3 separate regions of the Homo sapiens genome follow, and all the other regions are linked to region 1. A link is a contact called in ENCODE Hi-C or POLR2A ChIA-PET data. All regions are on one chromosome and are shown on one strand. Each heading gives the region's core, a stretch centred on a gene start or an enhancer-like site at or near the end of the contact. The rest is flanking DNA. Distances are from core to core; before and after follow the strand shown. Region 1 holds the start of GCLM (glutamate-cysteine ligase modifier subunit). Region 2 holds the start of TLCD4 (TLC domain containing 4). Region 3 holds the start of CNN3 (calponin 3).

The links. Hi-C counts contacts between places; a loop is a spot of excess contacts on that map. ChIA-PET counts read pairs that join two places held with the same protein, here RNA polymerase II (POLR2A). Pooled maps may share reads with other maps.
Region 2: a map of naive thymus-derived CD4-positive, alpha-beta T cell shows a loop between it and region 1 (6-fold over the local background). The contact joins the promoter of TLCD4 here to the promoter of GCLM in region 1. A Hi-C loop is called at or near these places in 1 of 168 maps with a recorded cell type or tissue (naive thymus-derived CD4-positive, alpha-beta T cell) and 5 of 50 pooled maps. POLR2A ChIA-PET finds 5 or more read pairs at or near these places in 1 of 52 experiments (activated CD8-positive, alpha-beta memory T cell).
Region 3: a loop to region 1 is called in a pooled map, with 6 times the contacts of the local background. The contact joins the promoter of CNN3 here to the promoter of GCLM in region 1. A Hi-C loop is called at or near these places in 1 of 37 single-sample maps with no recorded cell type and 5 of 50 pooled maps. POLR2A ChIA-PET finds 5 or more read pairs at or near these places in 1 of 52 experiments (activated CD4-positive, alpha-beta T cell).

Annotation. Positions count from the first base shown.
Region 1 is chr1:93,906,949-93,911,583 of GRCh38, forward strand. GCLM (glutamate-cysteine ligase modifier subunit) reads right to left here and starts at 2,482. Exons shown (of 7, transcript NM_002061.4): 1 at 2,090-2,482. The coding sequence starts at 2,215. It overlaps LOC124904221 (a long non-coding RNA gene), which reads left to right and starts at 2,644. Exons shown (of 2, transcript XR_007066230.1): 1 at 2,644-3,206. RefSeq lists silencers at 1,896-1,945, 1,996-2,355, 2,566-2,805 and an enhancer at 2,846-3,005.
Region 2 is chr1:95,115,494-95,120,128 of GRCh38, forward strand. It overlaps TLCD4 (TLC domain containing 4), which reads left to right and starts at 1,862. Exons shown (of 7, transcript NM_152487.3): 1 at 1,862-2,124. TLCD4-RWDD3 (TLCD4-RWDD3 readthrough) reads left to right here and starts at 2,430. Exons shown (of 8, transcript NM_001199691.1): 1 at 2,430-2,598. RefSeq lists a cis regulatory region at 87-614 and silencers at 1,869-2,015, 1,943-2,222, 2,303-2,352.
Region 3 is chr1:94,924,654-94,929,288 of GRCh38, forward strand. It overlaps CNN3 (calponin 3), which reads right to left and starts at 2,457. Exons shown (of 7, transcript NM_001839.5): 1 at 2,185-2,457. The coding sequence starts at 2,241. CNN3-DT (CNN3 divergent transcript) reads left to right here and starts at 1,707. Exons shown (of 3, transcript NR_168377.1): 1 at 1,707-2,087. RefSeq lists silencers at 1,565-1,994, 2,095-2,974.

The sequences.
Region 1 (4,635 bases), core at 1,232-3,731:
TGAGACAAAAAATCTGGGCAGAGGTCATAACATTTTTTAAAAAATTAGAACTAGAAGAGACCTTGTAAGAAATTTAACTGAACTCTTGACCCAACACGTACATTTTCTCAAAAATAAGTGATTTGTTCAGTTTACTTAATTTCTTCAGTGAAGCGGAACTGTTCCAAGTAGTACATCCCAATTTGGAGCTCTGGGTGTTACAAAGTTCTTTTACATAGAAACAAAATGTGCCTCCCCTTTTGCTCTTACCAAGCAGTCATAGTTTCCCTACAGTATGATGCCATTCCTTCAAGTTTTCCTGAAATGTTTTCTAGTTTCTTTAGTTTTATCCTACTGTTATGAAGCACCCTAAATAAAACACTAGAAACCAGAATTAGTCCTTTGAACAATGTTTTACAAACTGTGGTGTGTGACTCTGAGCATCAAGAAATCAACATTTTAAAAATTAAAATAAAAGAAAAAATCAGAATATACGGTATAAGGGCTAATATCTTTTTGTGAAACCTGTTTCAGATATACTGATTATACAACTATTAACTGGATTGCAAAGTAAAATGTACTTCTTACTGTGTTTGCAGTCAGAAACTCTTTTGAGTCACTACTTTAGAGTATGCTATTGTGAGATAGGTAAAATTTCACCCAATAATATCAATATACGTGCAAAATTCTGTATTGAACTACCACCAACAGTACTGGAAGAAATTAAGAGTCTATGTACCGAATACAGAAATATTTATCTGTGGGAGAAACAGCCAAAGTAGGTGGTTTAAATAAAACAAAACATACACACTGAGCTGGAACGTGAACACAGAATATGGTACAGACTCAGATTCCTACTAAAGTTACAAGCAAGAGTTCTCATCTCTTGATGGGCACTGACCCCAACAACAGGCCTGGGCACAGGTCCAGCACTTAACTCAGAGGGATGCCGTGTGCTGCTGCATGGTCTGTTACCAACATCTCATAGAAGAGAGCAGAAACCACTTAGGAACACAGCTGATTTAGGAAGGTTTTTCTAAACACACATAGTTTAGGAAGGTTTTTCTCTTAATTAAGATTTATCTTTCTGATGGAACCAGATGACAGGGAGATAGATGCCTGCATGGTGAGCGTTTTCATATATTACCTCTTAATTCTCACAACAACCTGATGAGGAAGGTGTTATTATCCAACTTTAAAGTAATTTTCCAAAGTCATATAGCTCCTAAATCTAAAGATTTTGTTATTTTTTAAATACTAAAATTGTCCCATACCACCAATATGCACAATGTGCAGTGGATGACTATCCGCTCAGAAATGGCCAACAAATAGGTAACAAGTTTGTAATTCCAGATTAATCTCTGTCACCTCCAACTAGTGACTAGTCTTTTTATTTTCCAGTTTTTACAAAACTTTAATTTTTGAATTGATAGATTATATTTGTACATATTTATGGGGCACATGTGATATTCTGTTACATGCATAGAATGTACAATGATATTGTTACATGCATAGAATGTGTACTGATAAAGCATACATAGACGCACAGATAAGTGCATAAAATGTGTAATGACTAAAGTCAGGGTATTTAGGGTATTCCAAAGCCAAAATTGAGTGCTTACTCATTTGCCTCACTGCAATAGAGAGTCTAATGTCAACATTCTAAAAGTTAGGTGTACTATGAATACTACTTCATCTGAATGCACCAAAGGATAATCTCCGAAAATATTCCTTTACCTGGACAGGGTGGGGGAAGGAAGCGAGAGATGTGGAGAGAGACGGAGCGACGTCCTGGCCCTCTGTGACCTCCGTGCCAGGAAGAGGGACCCAGGATGTTTGAGAGTTTTGCTACCAGCCTTAAGCACCGAGAGAGGTGTCACTCAGTGCGCAGCTGCACCGGCTAAGTTTTTTAGACGCGTTGCCCTCGGCAGCGGGTTTGGACCCAAGGTCGCGTCGACACTGGCCTCAGCATCTGACCGCGGGCGGAGCCCAGGTGCGCGCGAGGCCCTGCCACCCTCCCTCGCCCGCGGGCGCTTCTCCCTTGCCGGAACCGCCCGGCCCCGCCCGAGGCCTGCCCCGGGAGCCCCGCGGCGAGTGTCGCCACGCTCACCTCCTCGCTGTGCGTGGACGGGCACTTCTTCCGCAGGCGGCCCCAGTTCAGCAGGTTCCCCGTCTGCAGGTGCAGGGTGCGGGCCCGCGCCAGGAGCGCCTTGGCCGCGCGGCTGTCGGTGCCCATGGCAGCGGCCGCCCAGGGGCCGCGCAGCGAAGGGGCTGCGGGCGGGCGGGCAGGCAGGCGGCCGCCCCACAGGACGCGGTGCCCGAGGCCCGAGAGAGACCCGAGAGGGAGCGCGAGGCTGCCGGCGCCGCGCGGCTGGAGCCTGGTCTGCGCTCGGGCCCGAGGGAGGCCGGACGGCGGCTGGGCGGCGGCGGGAAAGGAAGGCACCGGTGGCTGCGGCTCCGGCTCCGGCTACTGCGGCCGCAGCGGGAGAGCTGATTCCAAACTGAGGGAGCTGTTTCCTGGAAGACAATGACTAAGCAGAAATCGTAGCCGAGAAAGTGCTTCGTAACCGTTACTCATCCCGCGGCGGGGCAGGGGCGGGGCGCGAATGGGCTGCGGGACGCCGGCCCGCAAGTGACTGGCCCTTGGCCTGCGGCGGGCGTGGCGACGGGTGGTGCGCGGCGGGCGCGCGGGTCGAGAGAGCGTGGCGGCGCGGCCCGGAGCGCAGCGCGCGGCAGGGCTCCCCCTGGCGGTCAGAGGACAGCGCGAGGCAGACACCGCCTCCGCCTGGTGAGGTAGACACCGCCTCCGCCTGGTGAGGTCTCCCGGCGTTCAGGTCGCGGCTCCGCCCACGGCCGCCCCAGGGTGGGCTTCCTACACGTCTCTTTAAAGGGCAGCCTGAGCGGCCACCGGGACTCGGAAATGCTACGTAGTTTTCGTTCTCAGAAGCAGCTGTTTATGCGCAAGCGCCCCCTTCTTCTTTTCGCTTTGCTACCTTCAAGGACCTTCTCCCAAACTGCTAATTTTTCTTCATCCGTTAAAGGTCTATTGATTCACATTATTTGCTGGCAGTGTGTGAAGTCAACGAACAAGACTGAGTCTTTGCCCTTGAGACGCGTACACTCTACCCAGAGACAAGTTCTAAGCACAGGAAACAAGTAATTTTATAAGAACATCATAGGGCAGTTATTCTCCAGATGAATTCAGATTAAAGAGGACACTTGAGCCGGTGAGATCACAGAAAGCTTTTATCACCCACCCCTTTAGAGGTGGTCGAGATTATTTACCCCTATTAAATTTCACGTGTGGTGGTGGACTCGGTATAAACATCAAATTGAACATGTATTGAGCTTTCCTCAACAATCTTTCACATTCGTTGAGGTGAATCAGATTATTAAAGGCAAAATGAGATTCTCATTATAAGCGGGGACAATATAGCTATTGAAAAGAGAGATGAACCAGTTGGTAAAATGGTAAGAATTAGGGGAGGGATGGGAAAAAAGATCTTTCTAGGAAGTTAGAAATTGAGCCTGATGTTGAGTAAATATTTGTTGGCTGAATGAATGATGGTAAGAGTTCATTGAACGAGCTTGCGCTGCTTTTTTTTTTTTTTTTTGGATATTGATTTTTTATTATAGTGAAAGAGCTACCCACAAGCACCACCACTACTTAAACACATTTTGATGCACTGTAACATACAATTAACATTTGTTGTAAATAATTCCAACATATACAAAAATAGCAAGAATACTATAATGAAACCCGATATAACTATCTTCTGAACTCAAGATTGAATAAGATTTGTCTATACTTTTTGTTTTATAATACTTTAAGTTCTAGGGTACATGTGCACAATGTGCAGGTTTGTTACATATGTATACAAGTGCCATGTTGGTTTGCTGCACCCATTAATTCGTTATTTACATTAGGTATTTCTCCTAATGCTATCCCTCCGCCAACCCCCCACCCCATGACAGGCCCCAGTGTGTGATGTTTCCCACCCTGTGTCCAAGTGTTCTCATGGTTCAATTCCCACCTATGAGTGAGAACATGCAGCGTTTGGTTTTCTGTCCTTGCGACAATTTGCTCAGAATGATGGTTTCCAGCTTCATCCATTCCCTACAAAGGACATGAACTCATCCTTTTTGATGGCTGCATAGTATTCCATGGTGTGTATGTGCCACATTTTCTTAATCCAGTCTATCATTGATGGACATTTGGGTTGGTTCCAAGTCTTTGCTATTGTGAATAGTGCCAAAATAAACATACCTGTGCATGTGTCTTTATAGTAGCATGATTTATAATCCTTTGGGTATATACCCAGTAATGAGATCGCTAGGTCAAATGGTATTTCTAGTTCTAGGCCCTTGAGGAGTCACCACACTGTCTTCCACAATGTTGAACTAGTTTACACTACCACTGACAGTGTAAAAGTGTTCCTAGTTCTCCACATCCTCTCCAGCACCTGTTGTTTCCTGACTTTTTAATGATTGCCATTCTAACTGGTGTGAGATGGTATCTCATTATGGTTTTGATTTGCATTTCTCTGATGACCAGTGATGATAAGCATTTTTTCATGTGTCTGTTGGCTGCATAAATGTCTTCTTTTGAAAAGTGTCTGTTCATATACTTTGCCCACTTTTTGATGGGGTTGTTTG
Region 2 (4,635 bases), core at 612-3,111, 1.2 Mb after region 1:
CACTGAGTTTTAATTAGCTTAAAACTTGCAACATTCAACTACTATTTACTGAATTCCTCTCATAGCTCAGGCCTTGTCCTTGATATATTAACTTATATGTTCTGTACAATCTCAAAAACAATCTTGCAGTTTTCATGAGGCATTTGTAGAGGCCTAATATGAAGGAATATAGTGGGACATAGAGTATAGTGGATTTCTGTGGGTTTACCTGGCTTTGGTTACTGCTGTTGGTGTTAGAGAATTATGCATATCAAAGATAATGATGGTGCATTTATCAGGAAAGAACAGAGCTACTATCAGCCACCAGAGACTAGCATGGGAGAGTTTCTGTAGGAGGTAGTGTTGATACAGACTCTTGAGAGGACACTGTGAAATTGGTATTTTCTGGGCTGACTTCACAGATGTTCACATATAACCATCCTGCCCACAGAGAGTTATGAAATAGCTATGTGAGTGCACAAGGTAGCTATTGCGCAAACCAAAGTTGTCAGGTACTGCACATATTGTGAAGGGACTATGATGGGACACCGTGTGGTTCAAAGAGCACTGGAGCCCTGGTACATCCTGAGAGTCTTGGGGAGAAAAAGGGGAACACGCATTTGGGGGCCTGAAAGATCTTTCTCTCTGCTTGACTGCAGGGCAGGTTTCTGTCCCTCCCTGTTCTGTGGTATAGATTTTGTCTTTTCCACATCAGTCCAGGTCTTCAGAGTCACTATGAATTATTATTACCATTTTAAAGATGAAGAAATTGAGCCTCAGTGAGGTTCAGTTAGCTAAAGGCACACAACTCTAATAAACTGACAGAATTCCAGGTTCTGATTTAAATTCTATTGCCCTCTCTTGAAAATAAACATGGACAGCTTATATGAGCTTTTGTGTATATATTTTCTGGTCTAAATCTGCGGCAGATATGTGTGTCTTTCTGCGCATGTATATAGTAGATCAAATATGTTAGCTCTATTGACATTTCTTAGAAATAAATATCCTGTTATCAATGATAGTGTTTACAAATTATTTATTTAGAACTTACCTCTTTTCAAGAAAAGGCCTTGTGATTGCTCTCTGCGAATTATAATGCATGAGTATACCTCTTTGTTATTTTGTTTTGTTTCAGACAATTATCTCTGGTTGATGCAGATCACTTGGAGGCTTTTGGGGCTGTATATAACAGGTCAGAACATCTATTTAATGTCAAACTTTATCTACTAGGCAACTTGGAATTCTCAGCCAGCACCAAATATTCAAATCCAACTTCCACACCCCGACAACAGAGGGGTTCCGGGTGTAGGTGTAGTGCTGGTGCACCCATGAGGGTGTTTTTCAGGAATTCTGGAGGTGGTGCTGGAGAGAACACGCTTCTTCTACACGCGCCCCCTACCAGTTTGGTATGCACCTGCAGCCCCAAAGAAGAACTGGCGGGACTCGAGTGTGGCCGTGTCAGACGTGGCAAGAAAAACCAGCAGTTGCCTTTTCATCTCTTTTCTGATGATCTAACCATGAAGTCCCCAGTATTTGAGCATTTAAGGCAGAATGTAAATTCATAATTTAAGAAGATTTTTTGTTACGTGGCTAGCCCAGGTACTGACCGCTGCGGGGGCGGGCTCACACAGTTCCCCCGCTGGCAAGTTTTGTGACTTGCTTTGGAAAACCCGGGAATTGCACCCTCTGCCCTTGGCAAGGTGTGAGCTTCCAGGATCTCTCCGCTGCGACTTCGGGTGTTAGGGTTTTTGGGCTCTTTCCGGGACCCAAGTTCCAGGGCAAGAAGGTCTGCTCGGCGGCCCGCCTCGGGGCCCCGCCCACTTTGGCCAGGGTCGGAGCCGCCCGGAGCGGGAGCCGGAGCCCGAGCGGCCGCGGCCCCTTTAAGGAGCAGCTCTGCGGTAACCCGAGCCCGCAGTCCGGGCGGGCGCGACGGCCGCCGCGGTAGCTGGAGCCTCCGCGACTGCACCTCCAAGCGGCCCGGAACCCGCGGCTTCCCTGGCTCCCGTGAGCATCTCACCGGGCGGCACTGGCCAGCGCCAGCCCTCGGGCCGGCCCGGATGAGCAGACTCCTGTAGACACCCGCCGCCCTCTCCCGGCTCGGCGCAGCCGCCGCCCGCGCGCGACTCGCCCCGGGACCCGGCACAGGTGACGCCGTTTGGAGGGGGGGTTGGGGAGGAAGGCGGGCTTGCCTCGCCCCGCGGCTCCCCCGCGCCAGCCGCCAAGCGCAGCCCGCGGAGAGGGGTGCCGCGGCTTCCCGCCCCTGGCCTAGCGCGGCCGAGAGCTCCTGCGCCTGGAGGCTGGGTGGGCGTCCGGCGCGCGGGAGGCGGCCCGGGGCTCCCGGGCGGGCTCCGGCAGGTGTGTGCGGAAGGCTCAGCATCGTCCCCGCCCGGCGGGCCACGGCGTCGCTCCGGGAGCAAATGGTGTCCCGGGGCCCGCGGCCCCCGCGCCGCCCGGGCGCCCCGCATTCCTCTCGCGTTTCTCGGGCTGCACGATTCCGGCTGCCCTGTCTGCCTGGCGGTGCCTCTCGGGTCTGAGCTTAAAGCGGGTGGGTGCAAACCTTTGGGCATCCAGGGAGAGCTTTCTTGTTAGAGCCCACACACAATCGGGCGCATCAAGTGGGTAAGTCCCCCTCCCCCGCCGCCACCTTCTGAAACAAGTAGCTCTTATTTACCCTTGCAGTTCTCAAGTGGGTCCCATTTTTAGCCACTGAGTGCTGAAAAGTCTAGTGGGAAGGGACCAGGCGTAGAGTCGGAGGGAGAAATTGGTTTCTATTTCCATCTTTACCTCTGTAACCCCTAAGTGCCTCGGTTTACCCAGCCATGAAATGGGATTCGTAATGCCAGCAGTTTCCTACCCCTCCAAGACGGCAGAAAAACCTCTGTGAAAACACTTTGAGTCTAAATTCATTTAAGAGTCGCTGTTGCTGGTCTGTATATTTTTAATTGTACACACATTTGAGTGTTAATGTGGTGCACACTTTTATATGAAATTATGAAATTTACTTTAAAGACTGATCTTGGATAATGTTTAATCCAAATACCAGTTTGGAGAAGATGGAAGAGTTTGTGTGGACCCTAGGAATTGATGTGTGAAATAGGAAAAAAGATTTAATAAAATCTTTACGCAGTCATAAATGGAGTTGAGAAAAATTGACCTTGGATTGTGGTGTTTTAAGTGAGTTACTCCCGTGCCAGCGCATGGTGTCGATTGAAATGTAGCTTCATCTTTGTGTAGCCGATTAAGGTAATAAGTTAGAGAATCCCAGCTCCCTTTTAATTGTGCTATATATGAGGAATTTTTATCCTTGCTTATCTTTTCCTTAAATTGGGCGAAACGAAATTAGAAAAGTGTATTCCCGCCGTGTTAGAAAATATGAAAGAATGGGTGAAGAACCATGGATTTTAGTTTATTTGCCACGCCCCTCCTGTGCCATCTGATAACCCAGAGAATATTTTGAGGGTGCTTCTTTTTTTTTCTACGCCTGCAACTCCTTTTGTCCCATTACCTCCCTCTGGAGTTTGAATCTTTACTGTCCTCATCCTTGAGATGAATTTTATCTGTTTAGGCTGGATGCCTCTGACCCAGCTGCCCAATCAGTCATTATTTATTTACAGTATTAGATTTCCATTTATATTCATTTCACTCTAAGCCTTCTTTACCCTGGTGGAAAGAATAATGGGTCTTTGCTACTAATGCTTTATACTTGGAGGTGAACTAGGAATGGCATGCTCAAGGTGCTGAGACTAATGCAAACCCCAGGGAAGCTAGGTCTTCACTGGAGTCTTCTGAATAGGTCCTGGAGTACAGATGCAAGAGTTGGCCTGTCTTTTCCTTGATTTTCTGAAATCTCCACTGGGTAAATTCATCTGATTGCCAAGGGAAGTCTTATGAGCAGGGAGCTATCAGAAATCTGAGTGTTAGACTGATTAAGAGCCTTCCCTGCAAAAGACTGGGGAGAAAGAAGTAGTGGCTTTGTAGGTGTTGGAGAGTCCTCCCTGTAACCAGATAACTAGTAGGAAGTAAAGGATCCCTAGATTCCCAATTGAGAAATGGGAAAGGGGCTGGGTTTCAAAAGGGAAGTGGCACAGCTTCTAGGCAGGTTTGGGAATGTACCTGAGGTTTGATGGGCCCTTCTCCCTCTTTCTCTTTGAGAGTGTTTCTGGCTCCTCAGAGTCAAGCACAGCTGTCTTAACAGTTTTCAGACCTGTTTACTCTCCTCTTTGGTGCTCTAAAGGAGGCCCAGCGTTCATGTTCCTCTCTCAAAGCTGGTCTTGCATGTATTAGAGGAAAATGGGCAGTTTAGTTTGTAAGAAACTCTTTAGACCTCAGTGTCTCTCCCCACCCTTCTTTCCAAATTAGTCCCACATCCTACAGATTAAGGATTTGTTTGGGCTTCAATATCTCAAACTGGGATACTCAGTTTGGCTGAGAAGAGTAAACTGAACAGTCTACACTAAGATATGAAAAGCTAGCTTTTCTGTTAAGGAAGATAATGAATTAATTGTCTGGGTGAGAATTATGGGCATTTGGACAAAGGAGGGCCAGACTGGGGGTGGAGTTGTGCTGGACAACTTGTGCCCTCGTCCTTGAGAGAGGAAAGGATACCACCAAACTAGTGCAGTCACCCTGTTGTGCTTTTTCTTCTTCCATTTGCCT
Region 3 (4,635 bases), core at 1,207-3,706, 1.0 Mb after region 1:
CGACAGACAGCAGAGTTTGTGTAGAACATCCCTAAGTACTTCACTCAACTAAGACATCGCTTTTAGAGTTAAAATTCTTAGAATAGTCCAACTTCTGTGACCTTGAGCAAATCTTTCTGAGCTTCAGTGTACTGATCTGTAAATGATGTTGGATAATCCCAGCAATCCTCCTCACCTTACAGGACTGCTCTGCTGTTAAGATCAAAAGACTTCCTATGAAAGAATACTGTCTGAAAGGACTACAAAAATGAAACGGGTTATTAAAAAATGGGTTTGGTGCTTAAAGGGATAAATCCACAGCTTTCATAACTAACTTTCCAAAGGTTCTAAAAACTGAGGTTTTACCGTTTTTAAATATTTACAATAATTACAGTGATCTAGCCTGTGTATGCATTTCCTTGGATCTGCTCAGTATTAAGCAGGAAAAGGGCAAAAGCTGCTACATTAGTCAGCAAAAAAGAAATTAGCATGGATATTATTAACATCCAAGAAAAGTAAGTCACTTGAAGGGCTGCCAACGTTATCAGTACCTCATTTACAATGCAAAAGGTAGTAGAGACTCAACTGCTGCCAGCCAAGAATCACTGGGGGGAATTACAATGAATGTGCACAACCAGGCCAAAGTATCACATCACATCCAACATTTTGGACATGCCCATTCCTCTGAAGTTTCCTAAAGTTCGGTTTGTAAATCCTGGAAGGAAGGAAACAGTAACTTGTTACAAACTTTTCAGTTGGTGAGGTTTGCACTCAATCATACACAAACCATTCACCTTTCTGCTCTCTAAAAAAATTGTTAGCAAACTGTTGTCTAATACGGGCAACACGTTTGAAAAGGTAAAGGACCTAAACATTTCAACTTTAGATACATAGACTAAAATCAACTCCTTGCTTCAAAGACAGTATGATGTGCAGACTAACAGCGGGAGACAAGAGCCACAACTCTCCCTTGGGGTTTGACAACGGTGCGCTTCATTACCTCTTTACATAATTCGCTTCACACCGCCTACCCCCGCAGCCCCGGGATGTTCCAGCTCTGACAATGCCAGTGCCTTCCACCAGCGGTCGGACGGTGCGGTGGCAATCCTGACATGCTTGGGCTCCCGGGAGGTTAATGGGAATTAAACCACAGGCAGCCCTCCTTTGTGGCGCTTTGGCCAGAACAGCAGAAAGGAGACAATGAGCGTTCTGTGCACAGTTCCGCGCCGATTGGCTGGTCTCTCCCCCCAGAAACCCCTGATGTCATGGGCTTGGAATGCAGGGAGGGAGGAAGGAAGGAGAGGATTTGGGGAGGGGGACGCCTCTCATCTCTTTCCCAGGCCAAAAGTCCTAAAGATAAACCTAACGCATTCTTGGGCTCAGTGGCAAAGCTGAGCGTCACCAAATCCCAATCGCTCCAAACTATAAGCCGCCTCAGCAAACAAGCCCCAAACAAAAGCAACCCACAAAAATAATCCTTTATGTCGTGAAAGTCTAATGTACTTCAAACTTCTCAGTGTTTCATAAAAAGTCTCAAGCCTAAGCAGATATCACTCGCACAGTGGCGCGCTCAGGCTTTGTCTCCATTTCCCGCAAAAGCAACAGCAGAAGCAGCAGCAGCAATCTGCCTCCAAATGCCTCCCAGGCACCGAGATCGGAGACTGTGATGGGTCCCGGACCGGCTTCCGTTCCTCGGGGCCCCTGGGGTCGGCGGGACATTAGGCGGTCTCTCTCCCCGTGGGGAGGCGCGGAGTCCGCCAGCACCCGGGGCCCGGGCAGATGGCGGGGGCTGCGGCAGCGGCTCGCCGGGTCCCTGGCCGCGCAGACGGGCTCCGCCTAAGGGCGAGTGGCCACGCAGGAGCGCCCCCTTCCCGGAGGGCGCGTTCTGCAGTCACCAAACGGCCCCCGAGACCCCCGCAGCCGGAAAGGCTGGCGCCGCGGGACTCCAGGCGCCCGGGAACCCACCGCCAGCCACTAGTCCTGTCCCACGGCGCGGGAACAAAGCCAGGCGGGTGCCCGGGAGCCGGCCCCGCAAGCCCGGGGACTGGACGCGACCGGGACAGGCAGAGACGCTCGCGCCGCCTCGACGGCCCCTCTCCAGGAAAACGGTGAGCCACAGCGCGAAGAGCAAACGAAGCACGGCCCAGCGCCAGGCCAGCCCAAGGGTGCCCCGGGGGCCCCCGCGCCCGCCCGAGCCAGGCGTACCTTGTTCTTGACTTCGGCCGAGAGCCCATAGGAAGGGCCCTTGTTGAAGTGGGTCATGGTGGTTCGGGCGGCGGGAAGAGACAGCGCTGGGGTCCGGGGTCTCTCGCACTTCGCTTCCCCGCTCCTGGCCCCGAGGAGTGGCCGCCGCGGGGGATGCTCGAACTCCCTCCTCTGGGAGGCGCAGGAGACGGCCGCGGGGCGCGGGCGGTGCCTGGGCGACTGGGTCCAACTGGGTGCTACAGAGCCTCGAGCTCCGCTGCGAAGCACCCGGCTGCCTCGCTCGCCGCCCGCACCTCGGTTCCCCACAGGCCGCCCCCGCCTCCGCCTGGGCCTTCGAGGATTGGCCGCCGGGCCCGACCAATGGAGGGCCGCCTCCTCCCGCCTCTGCGCCGAGGGGCGGTGCGGCCAATTGAAGGGCCGCGGGGGCCGCTTTCCCTCCCGCTCCCTCCCCGCGAGGTCCCCGGCCCCCGCCCCAGCCCTCACGCCACCGGGGCCGGCGGCTAGGCGGCCCCGCCCCCGGGCTAGGCAGGGCGCCTGGGGGCTTCCCAGCCACAGGCCATTCACGTCAACCTCCAGGCATCCTCCGCGGCGGGCCGGACCGGGCCGGCGGAGGGGAGCGGAAGCCCACCGGGGCTGGCCCGCCGCTGACCCGCCGCCTCCGTCTGCCTCCTCCCGGGCTCTGGGCCCAGCGCGCCCAGATGCCGGGCAGGACCCCTCCGCCCGCTGCTGGAACACCAATAGCAGCGTTGGAGCCTCTGGGCCGGAGGAACTGGGGCCTCCACCGACACCTGCTTCTTCCCTCACCTCGCAGCCTTCCACACCTGTTGATCTGACCTCTGCCCCGCTGCCGCCCAGGAGTAACCTAAGGCTTTTGGCCTGATTCGAGCTCACTCCGTCTAAACCTCTAAATGCGGTGCGAAAAAATCCTGGGGAATGTGCCATGCAAAGCCTGGGCATTTCAAGTGCTTTTCTGGATTCGCATCAACTCCTCTTTACAGGCATCTTTATCCGGAATTCAGCTCGTCCCAAACCCCACGTGGTGTAGCTCTGCTTGTGTTTTTGAATCCCGGGGCCTCTTTGAATCAGAAGCCCTTTGTATAGAGATAAGTATCCTTTAGGCCAGAATCAGCCTCCATTTTTTTCGCAGTCCCATTTCCTACCCGTAATACTTTCTTCTGATTTTAAAGCCATTTGATAGAGAAGGGACAGGGAACAGAACCTTCGCCCCCCGCCTGAGCAGCTGGTAGACTAGATATCTTCCAAACATTATCTCATTTACTTCCCTGGAGTTACAAATAGGTAGATTTCATGTCCGTTGAGGGGTGAGAAAGCTGAAACTTTGAGACTTAAGAATCCTGGCCGAGGTCAGCCTCCTCCGAAGCTTCATCTCTTGCCACCACTTTCTGGTGCACACCTAGGACAGATTTCAATCCCTGAGATCCCAGGATGAAACCTATGTTTGCCAAATACCAGCTACTGTGCCAGAAGAGATCATGGAACCAGGTGTGGAAAGCTGCTTGAGAAGAGGAGCCAAAACATCATAGTTGAACCGTCCTGGAATAGAAGTGAGTAAGGTGAACCAGGTGTGGTGGCTCATGCCTGTAATCCTAGCACTTTGGGAGACCGAGGTGGGAGGATTGCTTGAGGCCTGGAGTTCAGGAACATCCTGGGCAACATAGCAAGATCCTGTCTCTACAAAAAATCCAAAGTTTTTTTAAATTAAAAAAAAAAAGTGAGTAAGGCAGCTTGAACCGGAAATGCACAAAACTGCTATCCAGTTTGCAAGGCTTTTCCCAATGACTTTGAGGGATGGAACCTGAAGGAAGCGGGAGGAGGCAAATAGGGAGGAAAGTGAAATGATTTATAAATGACTTGCTAATTTTGTCCAAAGGGAGTAATGATAATTAGGGCATTCTTCCCACACGAAGATGACACAATTGACCCAATATCATTGAGGCTAACAGTTTGGGCTGTTTTTCCAGTAGTATGACAGTGACGGTGTGTCAACCGCAGGACCTCACCCACATTTCTTTGGGACCTAGGAGTGTGGGAAATAGCAGCCAGATTTGAGGTACAAATCATGGTGTCCAGCCTGCAAAGCCTTTTTGCAGCAATCTAAGCCTGACTGCTCCTGTTGTATGCTCAAAGTCATTTTAATCTACTTTAGCTTATTGTAAAATGTTCAAGAATTGTATTTTGTCTTGAAAACCATGAATTTTATTGTTTAGGGGGAGTTATTTTTTAAGGAGTGCAGGATTTCAGTTTTGGATGATGAAAAAGTTTTGAAGATGGGTAGTGACAGTGGTCACACAACATTGTAAATGTACTTAATGCCATTGTACACTTACGTGACTTTAAAGTAAACATGAAATTTTCTACATTTGTTTGTTTGATCAACTGTTATCCTCCCTAAGGTACTTGAAGTTCTTTCTGACATTGCCACTGGAACTT